Regions from separate parts of the Mus musculus genome. Here regions 1 and 3 are each linked to region 2. Evidence: chromatin loops called from intact Hi-C (ENCODE). Cell type or tissue: left cerebral cortex. All regions are shown on one strand.

Region 1 (2,500 bases), 220 kb after region 2:
CTGTAAGTCCCCCCCCCCCCCCCCGCAGTCACAGACCCAAGGTGGGGCTAGGAGGGGTGCCTGTGAGAAGTCCTGCGATATAATGCTGTAAGAGGCTAATTAGATGAGGAAGACTCCAGTTGTGGCAAAGTGTCGCTGTTACCTCCCAAATACCATGTGAAGAAAAACGCTGGGGAATTCTGTCCTTCACCAGCCTAGGCAGGAAGACTTAGGTGCTCTTAAGCTGATTGTACCTCCATCATTCACTAACTAACTCTGCTTCCAGATGTTGTAGCCTCTTAAGTAACCAATCTGAAATCAACTAACAGAACTTTTGAAGGTCTAAATACTTGCTAGCACAGGGCATCTAGGAAAGGCTAAGATACATTCTTTTGGAAGTGGGATTTTATTGATTGCCTAAGGAGAAGTGGGTGTGGCAGAAGGAAAAAAAAAAAAACCTTAAGGGTCATTTTATCTCCTGTCCCAAGCCTTTTAACCAAGCTCATTCATCAGCTGTGGCCGAAAGTGAAGTCCGCCCAGGAATTTAAAAGAGCGATGGTGTGTTGCAGGGTGTGGGGTCGCCTTCTCTCTTTGCTAAGTCAGGGGCTATTCATCTTCTGAGGCCAGCCGGTTTTGGTGCAGTAGCTGGTGGTGGAAAGGTTTAAAATTGGATTAAAATTCCTTACACATTCTATGCCTTGTAAAAAAATATTCATATATCTGGGTAGTCACTGAAGAATTTATTAGCTAATTTATTGACTAATGAGTGCCCTATGCACTTGTTAGTGCTTCCTCAAGACTCCTTGAAAAGATTTTGTTTTTAAGCAACTGGGCTTTTTCCATTCAAGGTTTTCCATTTCCATTCAAGGGCTTCTCACTTGCCTGGCTGTTCATGTGTGGGCAAAGTCTGACTCTGACTTGCTACCCGAAAACCATAAAGGACTCTCTTGAGCCTGACCTACCACCACAAATGCTACTGTCCAGGCATAAAGTTCATAGTCACAACATAGGCAGTATCTGAGCTTATGGGACTAGCTCTGTTCATTTTGCATCAAGCTAATATAGAAAGAAGAGTCCAAAAGACTGCTTGCAGGCCTGATGGTTTGAATTTGACCCTGGATCCCACAAGGTGGCAGGAGAGAACTGGCTCCTAAGGATTGTCCCCTGACTTCCAAGGGCACCATAGCATAATAGCATCTGCACACACACATACATATGCACACACACATATGCATGCATACATGTGTATATGCTGCTTTCAATGTGCACATAGGCAAGAAGAGCAGAATCTCATCCCCCAAAGCCCCGACATCTCTGTCAGGTGACATTGTGATCATTTGTAAGCAAAGTCAAGGCATTTTAAAAGTACAGCTTCTTAAACGTCTCACACAGTGACTTTCAGTCACATACCAATGGTATGAATTCACAAGGCCATTTATCTCAAGCATGCTTCAATTTCTTCACTACTAGCATGTGGATTAGAAGGGACTTTCCAAGGATGTAGGAAGACCAGTTGGTATTCAGCAGGTCTGGGCTACATTTCCGGTCCCTTCACTTATTCTAGGACTGTGGAGAAATTCCTTAGCTAGTGTGCACCTCGGTGTCCTTGTTTACAAAGTAAATGAGTAACTCATTTTTTTTCTCTCCCTGTGACCTGGAGAAATATATCATCCTTAGAGGAGGAAATGAGGTTTGGAAGCAGAAACTAGCTCTGCAGCCTAAGTTTAGAACCACAGTGGGTTCATGTTCCTCTTCCCAGTCCCCTTTAAGGAGAGGCAACTCGTTCCTAGTTATCAAGCAGGCTTATTGTGGGCCTTCTTACAGCAAGCTCACTTCTACTTATTTGTGTTCCGAGACAAAGAAGAGTTGACTTTTCCCTTTGGTATAACATTCCATGTGCTTGAAGAGCAACAGTAAACCATCTCGGCATCTTTGTAAGAGGGGTCCACTCCAATAAAAAGTGTTGAAGGAGAATTTTTGTTAGAAGACAGCGATTCTTACATGTGCTTCAATAACACCAGTTGCTGCTGCTTTTCTACGAAGTCTCTTAACGAGTTCACATCTGTTCTTGAGAACACCACTGTGTGTGCTGTTTGCATTATTCAGGCTGTTTGAAGAGCTGGCGTGTTTTACTGTATGTAACAGGAATGTGTATGACATATATGGAAGACAATCTCTCTGCCACATTTGGAAGGAAAAGAGACATTTCAGCAGCTGAAATGATCCAAATACCTGTCACAGCATGCACACCAGCTGGGGAAGACAAATGACCCCACTCCCACCCTGAAGCTGGTCTCCTGGATTAACAGCTCTTCCACCAAGAGGCTGGATTTAGAGTTCCCTTAGATTGAGAGTTTAAATTCAGTGTTCGACTCTGGGCTTCTTCCTTAGTGTGTCTGAGGCTCAGTTCAAGTGCATAAGGGAAGGATAATAGTACCTGAGCACACAGCTCGGGGGGAGTCAGAAACACGCCAGTGGGGGTGGCCCTGTCTGCTGCATCCCAATGTTCAACAGTTCCTAG
Region 2 (2,500 bases):
CTTCTGGGCCCTGCATCTTGGTATATCCAGGGGCAAACATTAGAAGGCCTGTCATAACTGAGATAGAAAGTGAGGACCAACATCCGAGAATTTCTGACCTCCACAACCATGCCTCACACACTGGTACCTGCCCTTATGCAAATAGACATACATTATACACAAACAAATATTAATTTAAAAGTAGTCAATGTATGGAGAGCAGAATTCTACAGCAGACTGAATGAATATGGCAAGGTGTCTTTATTTTAAAATCTTACATGGCTAATGTATGTAATGAAATTGGAGGATGCATACAGAATTACTAAGTCTGGCTACTTTTCCTTGAATATGAAGAGAGCCGTCAGTATACTAAGACAATGTTATATCCGCTGACTATTTCATAATGAAGTTGTGTTTACGTTTTCTGTTAGATCATTCTTCAAAACATCTTGGGCTTAGAGGGTTAAAAATACAACAGCTTACCTAAGTTTTACTTCCAAAATTAAAAGCATTTGTAAGTATCGTGAGTTGACATACAAAAATGTAATATGAGGCAATAAAATGGAAATAACTAAGTGACTGTTTAGAGTCCGGCGTTCTCACTATAGACTATGCACACAAACACTTCCTTCTATCAATGGTATAACAGGTATCTATTGTTTACCTACAGTGTGCCAAGGACTAAGATAATTGTACAAGTGCATACACACAAACACATAAGCAATGGAAGATGATGATGCGAAGAATGAGTTTTCCCTTGCAGTCTATCAATGCTGAGAATACAGAAAAGACCTTTGTGTGGGGGAGGGGAACACTAAGATTTACTATGGAAGTTCCACAGGAGCTCTGAAGGAGGTTTGGGCTGTCCTGGGGTGGGGAGGAAGAAACAAGTCTTTAGATTTGTACCTAACCAGCACCTGGCAGATTGGCCATTTGTATAGAGTTGCCAATATGGAAGAGACATGATTCACTAGTCATCACCAGACACAATTCACTAGACATGAATTCACCAAGAAGACTGCATGCTCAGCTACCTAGAATATCCTTTTGTAAAATACTTGCCGGCTTTACCAAGAAAGATCTTGGCTTGAGTTTCAATGGCAAAGGAGTCATTCTGAAAGTGACATTTGATCGACCAGTTTATGAACTTGTCAAAATTCACAGTAGTTCAGAAGTAGGTGCTTTGCAAGTTCTGGGCAGGCAGGAAGAGAGCGATGCTGGCACCCAGCCCAGTCACCGCACTCAAGACTGAGTTAGATTTACAAAAGGAGCAGGTGCTAGCTGCATTTCAAGCTGACACCATTTTTCATGTTGATGTGGGACTTTAACAGCTGTCCTATCACAAGCTCTTCGCAGCCACATTATGGTGTTAACAGTTGTCCTTTACTGAGGGTCTGGAGTGTACCTAGGCTATGTGCTTTTCCTAGGCTGTCACAGTCTTGAAAGTCACCTTAAAATATGGGTTATTATCATATTGCAATGCAAGAGATGGGGCCAGAGTAGGGAAACAAAGTGCCAGCATCACCGCGTTGCAGAATTAGCACACCAGTCAGGTAACATTGTCTAATTCTGAAGTCAGTGTGCTATCTCCTACGAAAGGAGGCAAGTAAAACCAAGAAAAAGAAATAACTGGGAAAGGAAGAAAGGGAGGAGGGAGAGGGCAGAGAGAAGGGACAGAAGGATTGGCAGACATCACTATTAGAATATTTTGCACATTTGTATTTGAGGACTGGGAAGAGGTGAGTTGAGGCTGTCAAGGTCACAGAGAGACAAAGCTCACATCCCCTTGGTCCCTCCCACCAGGCCTCTACTGGCTGTCCAATATCAGGAAATAATTAAAGCACAGTTAAGTCTAACAATTCATTACATGCTCATTTGAAATCTGTATATTTTCTCTAAACCTATTCTGGAAGGGTGGAAAAACTGATTCACAAATATTTTTAATCTCTGTCTGATAGAAGCAGTATTTCTCTACCAAGCTATAAGGCAGAAGTGAACCAACTATGTATTATACATTCAAATTATGCAGAGCAATAAATAATTCTCAAAGGAAATAAACAATGATTTCCAAAAATTCAATTGACATCCCAAATTAGATCTACATAAAAAGATCAGCCAATTAACTCCGCCAACAGCTCTTTCTATTTTGTATTCTCCTTTGCATTCTAAAATTTTGTTTATATAATTACTTCAGAACCATGGGGGAAGTAAACTCATTTCTATGTTTTAGGGAATAATTGTCTTGTTCAAAGGGCAACAATTCTATCCATGAATATAAAAAAGATGTGAAAGAATAACAGATATTCCTTCCACTGTGAGAGAAAATTGCTGCAGGTTGGGAAAGAAAGGAGAGATTCGGGAGATTAAGTAAAAATCGTCTAATCATTTTACTTGGGTAAATGTCAGAGGAAAAGGAAATTGAGTGGCTCTGTTCTCTACTTCCTAAAGTGATCACCCAGAGGGCTGAGTGGAGGAAGATTCTGCCTCGTGGATACATTCTTTGTGTTGAAATTCAGGACTA
Region 3 (2,500 bases), 160 kb before region 2:
CTCTTAGAATGAAGAGAGCAAGGAAGAAGCTAAAGGCAGGGTCTTTAGCAGGTCATCCTGAGCTCCTGCTCCTCCAAGCTTCTTTCTCCCCCCACCCCTGACACTTTCTTTTTTCTTTTAATCTGAAAATCCTGTCCTTCACTTAAGAAATATACCTTTTTAACTAACATGTTAAAATGTTCTCAAGTTGATACCTTGGGAAGATCCTGTGACACACTGAGGAATAACGCCTACACAGTAAAGACCAGCTCCTCAGTATGACGTCACTGGAGTGTGCAGCTTCCCCCTCTTCTGTCCCACTGCCTTTCTCTGCACCTTCAGCCAACCTAAACTCCTTGCATTCCTTTTGGTTAAAACTTAACTCGTACATCAAACATGTAGATTTCCATCAAAAGTTACTGACTGTAGCGGCCTCTTGTCAGTGAAGCCATTGAAGAGCCACAATATAAGGTGAAGGCCTCCTGGTCCTCTATGCCGTTTGCCTTCTCCCTCCTTGCAAGCCACTGGTGAGTAGACTGCCTTGCTCCATGGTGAGTAGAGTACCTTTATCGTTGTTCTCCATTGAAAACCTAATCGAACTCACCTCCTTTATAGTTTTGCTCAATTTCCAAGCTATACTGCCTTTCTTAGCTAGCAATTGCGTGGCATCTTAGCTAATCTGTGGCATCCTTCACATTTTATCTTAAAATTAATGCAAGTGCACTCATCTACAGCATCTACAGCACTTGCTATTTATTCTTGGTCTTATTTTAAGCAGCACTTTCTATGAATTAACTCACTTGAGCTTCACATGGGCCTTTGGAACTGACCTTTGGAGTCCCTGGGACTCTTCACTTCAGTGATGAAGGACTGAACGTCAGAGGATCTACGGAACGTAACCAGTCACTATTGCCAGGAGCTAACCATATCCAGACCCACGTCTCTACCCAGAGGCCATGCTCCTGCTCCTCCACATAGTTTCTTCATAGCTCCTTGTGGGCTTGACTTGTGGTGTTTCACCTCTCTTGGAAACTTGTGGCTCTTGGCGCACACACACATGACACATAGCCACAAGCATTCTCCGAGTGCTGGAGAAATGAAATAGCCTATGTGGGTTTTTTTTAAAGATGGTTGTAACATTCTAAATTTGGAGGACCATTGTAGCTAAACCTTTTGGTTTTTCTGAGGAGGGAATTTCTGGTGGCAGTAGAGGGTGACACATGGACTCTTTTTGGAAGTGAGCATTTTCCCGTAACTCTTCCCTCATACCTAAGTGCTTTCCCTTCTTCGTTTGTTTTCTTAAGACATGTTCACACTTATATTTTAAACAGTGAGAATGAAAAGATCACTTGCAAATGCCAACTAGGAAGAATATTTATTTTAAACAATGCCATTCCAGTGTACCAGCTGCTGTTGCTATGCTTGCCTGATGGTTGCTAGGAGTACCATGGAGAGCTATGCTTGTGATGTCAGGATGATAAGTTGCTTCAACCTAGCATTCCATTGGTTCTTGTCTTTCTGGGATGAAGAATCTTTAACCCTTTGCCATGACAAGGAACTTGATTTTAATTTGCAGAAATAATTTATAGTACAAAATTAATTAAAATCCAGTTGTTTTCTAAGGCTGGGAGGAAATATGTCAATTTACATGGCATCTGTGAGTTTAGGATTCAGAATTTAGGACAAAGTTATATATTTTTTTCTTTAATTTCCCCTCAGAGAATAATTAAATAATTCTAGGAGGCGAGTATCAATATTTGGTATTTGTCATGAGTATATTCCACAATTCTGTTAGTTATTACATTTTAGTGATACTTCTGAAAATTTCCTTTCATAAAAGAAGCTGATGATATTGCGAAGATCATATGCTCCAGTACAGGGGAATGCCAGGGCCAGGAAGCGGGAGTGGGTGGGTTGAGGGGCAGGGCAGGGGGAGGGTATAGAGGGCTTTGGAGATAGCATTTGGAATGTAAATGAAGAAAATATCTAATAAAAATGCCTTATTAAAAAAAAGAAGGCCGATGTCTTCATGATTGTATTTGCCCCTATAGGCTAACTAGTTCTCACGTGGCTTTCATAAATTGTCTTGGCTGCAACATGCCTATGAAGGAACAGGATTTGGTTGTCACATGAATGCAAGAGTAAGATTGAACTGCCTCTTGTGAAGTAACAAAAAGTCTCTCATCAAAGAAATACCAATGTCAACGGAATTTTAATTACTTTGAGCTTATGACTCTATTTCATTCTTTCTGTTCTCCTTGAAAATATTTTTGACATCCCATAAATGTATTCTCTATCATGTCCATAGTCTCCAATTTTGTTATTTTCAGTTACATTGCCTACTTTCTTAGAAGACTCAGCTCTGATTAACACTAGCTCCGTTCAGACCTCATTATGACACAAAAGGCTCTTTGCTCAGAAATTCCTGGGCTTCCAGTTAAGGTAGCATCCTTGTCTGTGTCACACCCTTATCCTCAAGGCTGTTGCTCTTAACACTTATCAACATCTATGGATTCTGTCC

Evidence for each region. Hi-C counts contacts between places; a loop is a spot of excess contacts. Peaks named below come from ENCODE experiments on the same cell type or tissue, not always from the same donor. Only the 100,000 strongest peaks of a DNase experiment are listed, where the experiment ranks them.
Region 1: it touches region 2 in a loop (1.8-fold over the local background); 1 of 42 quality-filtered maps calls a loop at or near these places.
Region 3: a loop joins it to region 2, with 1.9 times the contacts of the local background. A loop is called at or near these places in 1 of 42 quality-filtered maps.

Annotation. Positions count from the first base shown.
Region 1 is chr3:68,468,727-68,471,226 of GRCm38, forward strand. The region is part of intron 4 of Iqschfp (Iqcj and Schip1 fusion protein); the gene reads left to right. All of the region lies in intron 1 of Schip1 (schwannomin interacting protein 1), which reads left to right. Among named protein-coding and RNA genes, the nearest start is that of Gm22073, 78 kb to the right of the region's middle. In left cerebral cortex, a CTCF peak has its summit at 1,097 (motif pointing right); no DNase peak of the experiment used is centred here.
Region 2 is chr3:68,245,083-68,247,582 of GRCm38, forward strand. The region is part of intron 4 of Iqschfp (Iqcj and Schip1 fusion protein); the gene reads left to right. The region is part of intron 1 of Schip1 (schwannomin interacting protein 1); the gene reads left to right. Among named protein-coding and RNA genes, the nearest start is that of Schip1, 180 kb to the left of the region's middle. In left cerebral cortex, no CTCF peak of the experiment used is centred here; a DNase peak (open chromatin) is centred at 1,228.
Region 3 is chr3:68,083,848-68,086,347 of GRCm38, forward strand. The region is part of intron 4 of Iqschfp (Iqcj and Schip1 fusion protein); the gene reads left to right. All of the region lies in intron 1 of Schip1 (schwannomin interacting protein 1), which reads left to right. Among named protein-coding and RNA genes, the nearest start is that of Schip1, 20 kb to the left of the region's middle. In left cerebral cortex, no CTCF peak of the experiment used is centred here; a DNase peak (open chromatin) is centred at 1,332.